Regions from separate parts of the Homo sapiens genome. Here region 2 is linked to region 1. A link is an interaction called in ENCODE POLR2A ChIA-PET data of the cell type or tissue named here. Cell type or tissue: A673. All regions are shown on one strand.

Region 1 (4,000 bases):
GAGAAATATCACAGCAAGGTGGGACTGGGTGGCGTGTAGGGGAAGCAGGGAATCAGCAGGGGCTGTGACATCAGAGGAATCCTGTTCTTAACAGCTGTTCGCTACTGGCCAGTTGTTTAACCTCTTTGACTGAGCCTTGATTTCTTTACCAAGTGGGCAAAAAAATACTCATCTCGTATGATTGTGGGGAAAGCAGATGAGATAATGTGTGTGGCACAGCCATGGGGACTGGGGCCCAGGGCATGCTCAATAGTGCTACTTTCCCCTTTCCAACCCGGATGTCAGAGGGGACCACCTGCCCTCCAAGATCTAGAGAAGAGGATCTCAAATCCCCACCCCATCAGTGCCCAATTTTAGATTTTGGTGAAGCCCCAGGAATAATATTTCTTGCTTCCACTCCACTATGCTTTCCTCAATTAGGTTTTTGATCTAGCCCAGATGTTGACCTCAGCTTCAGACACACACACAGACTCAACACTCACACTCTTACACGCTCACACACACACATGCTCACACACACCCACTAATAAACATATACACACCACTCACACACACTCATACATGCACAATCTCACACACATACACACAACACACACACTCCCACACACGTACATACTCTCACATACACAACTATATACATGACCTACGTTCACTGAAATAATATTGTTCAGCACATTGTGTATACAGCATTCTAGGAAACATCTTTTAAAAATTGTATTAAACTCACGTTTCTGTCATTATCCTGTTATAAACCCTTCGATTCACAGATGATAAACTCTTAACAACACAGGGCATCGGTAATGATCTGAGCATCCTCTTTTGAACATTTGTCTACGAACACTTCACTACACACATAGGCCCTCACACACACAATCCCTCCCTCACACAGCCCTTGCATTCAAGACCCCTGTGTGTGTTCCAGCTGTGCTGAAACTCTGGGGCTATGGAGATTTATGCTATAAAGGACAGGGGTACAAACTGAGTACAGTCTGGTTTTTTGAAGTCTTGGACATGTCCACTTGGGCTGTCCTTCCTGCCACATTTCCCCTGCCCGCTGTTATCCCTTTCCCCGCTTCCTTCTCTCTTCCCTCACTCTGCCTTTCTGGCCCCCATTAGGGCACTTTTTTCTAACGTAAGGTGGTCTAGCATTTCTTTGTTGTCTTCTTCCAGCTCAAGCCCACAGGCTCTTGTTTTCTGCTTCCAAAGGCTTATGGAGGTGTTCTCCTAAACACACATGGTTCCTGTCCCAAGGACTTCCGGAGCAGCTGGAGAAATGCAATATGCTTGTTTTGCTCTGTTGCCTTCTCCCTGTGCAGTGTTCCATGGCCAGGGTGGCGGTGGCAGTGGTGTTAATACCTGGAGAGCATTCCACGCTTTTCTCCATTGCTGCTAACTTCCCAGGGTCCCCATCTGCACAAAATACGCCCTGGATCAATACAGACTAACTGATGGCATAAACACAGCTGATGGCATCAATCACTTTATGATGCAAATTAGATACACATTCTTTCTAGAACAGAGGCACCCATCACCACCGCCATCAGAGGTCATTGGGTGTTACTACTAACTTGGGTGACACTAAACAGATCTGGGATACAATCCTAGCTAATTCGTTGCGCACTGTCTGACATTGGGTGAATCGCTTCACCAATCTGTGCCTCAATTTCTTGACCTTTAAAATGGGGGTGATGATACTTGTCCCCAGAGCGAAATGTACTGCAAAGTGAATGAAGCTAAAGCTTAGGTAGCCCTCACTTCTAAAGACCTGCTTTTGTATCTAATTTCATGTTGGTAAGTTGGTGTTCCTTTTCCTTTCTAAAGAAATTATTTTATTTTTTTCCTCTTATTTCAGTCTATTTGTATTAGCTCATATGTGTTCCTTTTCAAAAAAGGCTCCCCAAATTGTATACAATTCTGGACCCAAAACACCTGGCTTCTGTGTGGGTTGGGAGGAGGAAATGAGACGATGTCTGTAAATGCTCAGCCAAGACTGTTCTGAGTGCTCCAGGCATGGAAGCCATTGCAGCGAGAGCACCAGGACGTCTGAACCCATCCTGCTGGCACCTTCTTCTCCATGTCCCCCCTAAATGGGCCTGCCAACTGGGGCGAACTTCTGCAGGACACAGTCACTCAGGCCTTGGAGCCTCCGTCCAGCTTCTTGCAGGCACAGATGCATGCCTCCTCTTGACGCATGCAGCTTGGAAGCTCTCCCTAGACACAGCCAGCTTGACAGAGGCCACATCGTTCAAACCTCGTGCCAGTTCCCCTCCAGCTGACATGGTGGTGCCAAATGGGAGGAACCCCATATTAGTCTGTTCTCACATTACTATAAAGAAATACCTCGCCTGTAATCCCAGCACTTTGGGAGGCTGAGGCAGGCGGATCATGAGGTCAGGAGATCGAGACCATCCTGGTTAACATGGTGAAACCCCATCTCTACTAAAAATGCAAAAAATTAACCAGGTGTGGTGGCGGGTGCCTGTAGTCCCAGCTACTAGGGAGGCTGAGGCAGGAGAATGGTGTGAGTCTGGGAGGCGGAGCTTGCAGTGAGCCGAGATGGCACCACTGCACTCCACCCTGGGCGACAAAGCGAGACACTGTCTTAAAAAACAAAATAAAAAGAAAGAAAGAAAGAAAGAAATACCGGAGACAGGGTAATTTATAAAGAAAAGTTTACTAGGCTCATGATTCTGCAGGCTGTACAGGAAGCATGGCAGCCTCTGCTTCTGGAGAGGCCTCAGGAAACTTACAACCGTGGCAGAAGGTGAAGGAGCCAGATGTCTCACATGGCTAGAGCAGGAGGAAGAGAGAGAGAGGGGAAGTGCTACATATTTTTAAACAACCAGATCTTGTGAGAACTCTATCACAAGAACAGCATCAAATGGATGGTACTAAACCAGCAGTCCCCGACGTTTTTGGCACCAGGGACTAGTTTTGTGGAAGACAATTTTTTCACGGACTGGTGGGTGGGCGGGGAATGATTTCCGGATGAAACAATTCCACTTCAGATCATCAGGCATTAGATTCTCAACCTAGATCCCTCACATGCACAGTTCACAATAGGCTTCAAGCTCCTGTGAGAATCTAACACCACCACTGATCTAACAGAAGGTGGAACTCAGGCAGTAATGCTCTCTCATTTGCTACTCATCTCCTGCTGTGTGGCCAGGTTCCTAACACAGTAAGTACCCATCCATGGCCTAGGGGTTGGGAACCCCTGTACTAAACCATTCATGAAGGATCCACCCCCATGATACAATCCCCTCCCACCAGGCCCCATCTACAACACTGGGATTACAATTACACATGAGATTTGGGTGGTGATACAGATCCAAACCATATCAAAGCCCCTCTCTCTACCCCTCAGCAAAGACTTTGTTATGGCCACTTGGGACCTGGACTACTGCAGTGTGTTCCCATGCTCCATTTTCTGCACCTCAGGTCCACAAAACTGGCATATGGATTCATCACCATCCTTTCTTCAGAGCACACTGAAATCATTGGTCCCCGTCTGGCCTGCTGTTACCTGATTAGGCTTTTTGCTTCATTCTTTAATGTAATAAGGACTGCAAGACCATCACCCAGAACAAGAGCTAGGACCTTGATAGAACCTACAGCTAACTCCACCGTCCCCACTTAACCTGCACCTTCAAATGTTTGTATTTAATTCAGAAAAGACTCCAGTTCTCCCAGTAACCCACAGCTGCTGTGTACACCAGCCCCCACCCCATGTCTTCTTTCCCCCTTGGTGACATATCTTCAAAAGAAGTCCAGAGCAATCATATTAGCCACTTGATAGCACATTTGGTAAGGGCTTGGGTAGAGGATCAAGTTGAAATCAATGATTTAAATTAGGTTTTTGAGTTTATGTTTGTTTTCACATTCAACAAACCCCTCGTGCTTTCTTCCTATCTATTAGGCCTTGCAGGTTCATCGAGATGTCCTTGAGGTTCTGAGGGAAATGATCCACAATCTCATGAGTTCTCCCTCCCAGTTAAGC
Region 2 (4,000 bases), 150 kb before region 1:
TATTTCAACATTTTGGGGGTAAAGAAATGAATCCTACCTCCACTAGTGTCAAGAAGTATGAACCTGAGGGCTCCATGGAGAAGCTTCAACAGTGCTGGGACCTCCTGAATGTGGAAACTCAATGAGTACCTCTATATGTGGAGAGGTACATATACGCATCTTTCTGGGATGAGGGCATGAAGCTTTCATCTGATATTTAAAGGGGTCAATAGCCAAGCACCACTGATCTAGAACGAGAGCTGGCAAACTCTAACTCTATAAAAGGCCAAATAAGATACATTTTGGACTTTATGGGCTATACTGTCTCTGTCACAACAACTTAACCTGTCGTTATAGTGTAAAAGCAGCCACAGACAATAAGTTGAATGGGTACATTTGTGTTCCAATAAAACTTTATAAAAACAAGCTATGGGCCAGATTTCACCTGCAGACTGGCCATAGGTTGTTCTGATCTAGAAGGGCCTCCTGTGCAGGATTCTGGGCCACTCAGGGCAGCTCCATCTCCATGCACCATCCACCCTTCTAGCCTTGTGCACCTCCATCCCTCTAGTCCCTTCCTCCTGCTCCTCCAGTCACAGCTGCCAAGTGGATCTTAAAAAGTTCAGTCCAGGAATATTAAATTGATTTTAAAAACTGAAAATGGAAAAAAAGTTATGTAATTAGTATTTTTAATTTTTTTTTCTTTTGAGGCAGGGTCTTGCTCTGTCACCCAGACTGGAGTGCAGTGGTGCAATCATGGCTCACTGCAGCCTTGGCCTCCCAGGCTCAAGTGATCCTCCCACCTCAGCCTCCTGAGTAGCGGGGACTACAAATGTATGCTACCATGCTCAGCTAACTTTTAAAAACTTTTTTGTAGAGACAGGGTTTCACTATGTTGCCCAGGCTGGTCTCCAACTCCTGGGCTCAAGTGATCCTCCTGCCTCAGCCTCCCAAAGTGTTGGGATTACAGGTGTGAGCCACTGTGCCTGGCCTTAAATATTTTTTTGATATCATAAGAACATTAGGTGAGGACCTCCCTCTTGACAACCTGTTTTTTTTAAAGCACTTATTGCTACTGTATTTAAATAAACATTTGTGTCACTGCTAAGGTTTTTCTCTTAAGTTACAATGCGAGCTACAGGAGATACGAAAGGGAAAGGTCTTGTCCACAGCTGTAGGCATGTTCCAGCCTTGAATAAGCCCTGACAAAAGGAGGTACTCAATACACACTGGTTCAAAGAATAAATACATGTTTTACAGAGTTGTAACCGCAGTAGGTACAGCGGCTTATTCTCCCTCATAGCAAATATTATACCACAATTCTATGAGGCTAAAAGATCTTATCATTTTTGATGGATATATACTAGGCCCTTGGGTAGACCTACCACGGATTTTTTTAACCTCTCCCTTCCTACATAGCACTGAACTGCCTCCCACTTATTCATAGTTATAAAGCATGCCATAGCGTGTTTATTATTTCTCCATTTTTATCGATCATTTCCTTAAGATACAGTCCCAGGAACCGGATCACAGGTCAAAGGATGGGGACATCACAAACACTAATGAAATGCTCTGCCCAAGAACTTGGAAAAGGCCAGCACCATGTCACCTGCCCTCCCCAGCAGTGGCCGGGGGCACTGATTTCAACACAACTTCACCATTACACATCATGCTTTAAAACTTCACTAATGCAATAAATTTAAAATGAACCCTCATGGTTTAATTTGCTTATCTTTGATAGCTGAGGGAACGAAAGACAGTTTAAAAGTCCTGTTTGGGGACTCTGTTTTTTTGCTCACTTAGAAGAAAAGCTTTTCATAAAAAGAAAAAGGTAGTGAGAGCCCCTGAATATACCTGATATCTTGTGATGATTTTCAAAGAATAAGGAGAAAATGTGTGTGTGTGTGTGTGTGTGTGTGTGTGTGTGTGTGTGTTTAATGAACCACAGAGCCTAGCCCATAATTAACTAAAATGCCCACTTTCCGGCAGCGAGGTCCTGGGTGGACCCTGAGCACTGAGTTTGTGAAGTGGAGCTAGTGGCAGCTGTGGTGGCTGCAGTGAGCCTGAGTTAGACTCCATACAGCGGAGTCTGGGCTCCACAATGGTACCCACCCCCAATCTGCTCACCAGCTCTTTCAAGGAGAAGTTGCCATCTTCCTGCTGATAGAAACTTAGCCAGGAAAGTGATTACAATGAGTTTACTCATGATTAGCCACTGATCTTGCTCAACCCAATGCAAATTTATACAAATATATGAATATTGATCACTCAAGGTGGTATTCAAATTCAGCTCTGACTACATGAAGGGCTAAGTGTGGCGGGGGTGGGGGAAAATAAATAAGGGATCTGAAGAATCTCATTCTGATATTTTTGAAATAACACAGTGTTTTTTTGGAAAAAAAAAAAAAAAAAAAGAGTATCTGGCCGAGGGTGGTGGCTCATGCCTGTAATCCCAGCACTTTGGGAGGCCGAGGTGGGCAGATTACTTGAGGCCAGGAGTTTGAGACCAGCCTGGGAAATGCAGTGAAACCAACTCTCTACTAAAAATAGAAAAAATTAGCTGGGTGTGGTGGTGCAAGCCTGTAATTCCAGCTAGTCGGGAGGCTGAGGGGGGTAAAATCGCTTGAGCTCAGGAGGTGGAGGTTGCAATGAGCTGAGATTGCACCACTGCACTCCAGCCTGGGGGACAGAGTGAGACTCTGTCTCAAAAAAAAAAAAAGTATCTTAAAGTATATATATTTTTATAAGTTAAGATTCTTGAAGTAATTCATTTGGACACCAAGCCCAAATGAAAGGTGTGTCCAGTCCACGTCCTCCAACCTCTCACGTGTCCTCATGGCTCCCATAACCTGCTAGGTGGATGGTCTCTAGGCAGCCCTCACACCCTGTGTGTTCCTTCACTTTTAGGTGCTCCTTTGACATTGTCCACATCTGGAACCCAGAACCTCCTTCTGCGTCCTCTATCCCCCATCCCACATTCTCTGCCTCTCCTGCTGGAGGAGGCTAACACCAACTGTGCAAGTCTGTTTTGCTACAAGTCACACTATGAGAAGATCTGGGCATTGGTTCCCCATCACCTGGGCCAGGACTGATCCTATGGACCTGCTCCCACTCCTGGGAAATGCGGAGATAGGATCGTCCAGTATGCCTGCTAAGGCTGATGTTCAGATTAAATGAGATCACAGAAGATGGGCAGCTGGTTGCACTTAAAGGAGCTGGGAAATGGAGCCCAGTCTGCTGTGATGGGTCCTGGATTACCAACACACCTGCTGTGGACCTGGGGCAGAGGGCACTTCAACTCCCTTGGCCTCAATGTCCTGTCTGCAAAATGACAGGGTTGGATTAGATGGTTTTAAAAGTCTCCCTTGATTCTGAAGTTCTGGGATTCTATGCCATTCAAATGTAAATGTATCTTTATAATCACATGTATCTTTATAACTTTATCCCCGTTGGTAAACAGTATAATTTTGGCACTGAGCAAGCACTCAATTGTTGCAGAAACTAAGTTAATTGCAAGTCCAAATCATAGTGAATAACACTCCAAAAGCACGTAATAAGAGAGGTAGTGTTTATGGATGTACATGTGTGTATATTCAGAAAACACCCTCACCAATTACAGACACAAGCACTTTGCATCCTTAGGTTATTCACACACATCTATGTGAAAATGGCTTATCATCCTCTTTCCTTCTGAAAATTCCCAGGAAGCTATCATTCTAACGTTGCCCACCACTAGGGTTTGCCTGGAAACTCCCTGACTAATCTGTCAAGTTCAATTTTTTTCTTTTCTTTTTTTTTTTTTTTTTGAGATGGAGTCTCACTCTGTCACCCAGGCTGTAGTGCAATGGTGCGATCTCAGCTCACTGCAACCTCTGCCTCCCAGGATCAAGCAATTCTGCCTCAGCCTCCCGAGTAGCTGGAATTACAGGTGTGTGCCACCACGCCTGGCTAATTTTTGTATTTTTGGTAGAGATGGGGTTTCACCATATCGGCCAGGCTGGTCTCGAACTCCTGACCTCAG

The links. Peaks named below come from ENCODE experiments on the same cell type or tissue, not always from the same donor. Only the 100,000 strongest peaks of a DNase experiment are listed, where the experiment ranks them.
Region 2: POLR2A ChIA-PET joins it to region 1 with 11 read pairs; 3 of 35 experiments call an interaction of 5 or more read pairs at or near these places.

Annotation. Positions count from the first base shown.
Region 1 is chr7:36,092,733-36,096,732 of GRCh38, reverse strand. LOC101928618 (a long non-coding RNA gene) reads right to left here and starts at 1,423. Exons shown (of 2, transcript NR_108089.1): 1 at 1,357-1,423. In A673, no CTCF peak of the experiment used is centred here; no DNase peak of the experiment used is centred here.
Region 2 is chr7:36,246,908-36,250,907 of GRCh38, reverse strand. The region is part of intron 3 of EEPD1 (endonuclease/exonuclease/phosphatase family domain containing 1); the gene reads right to left. Among named protein-coding and RNA genes, the nearest start is that of EEPD1, 96 kb to the right of the region's middle. In A673, no CTCF peak of the experiment used is centred here; no DNase peak of the experiment used is centred here.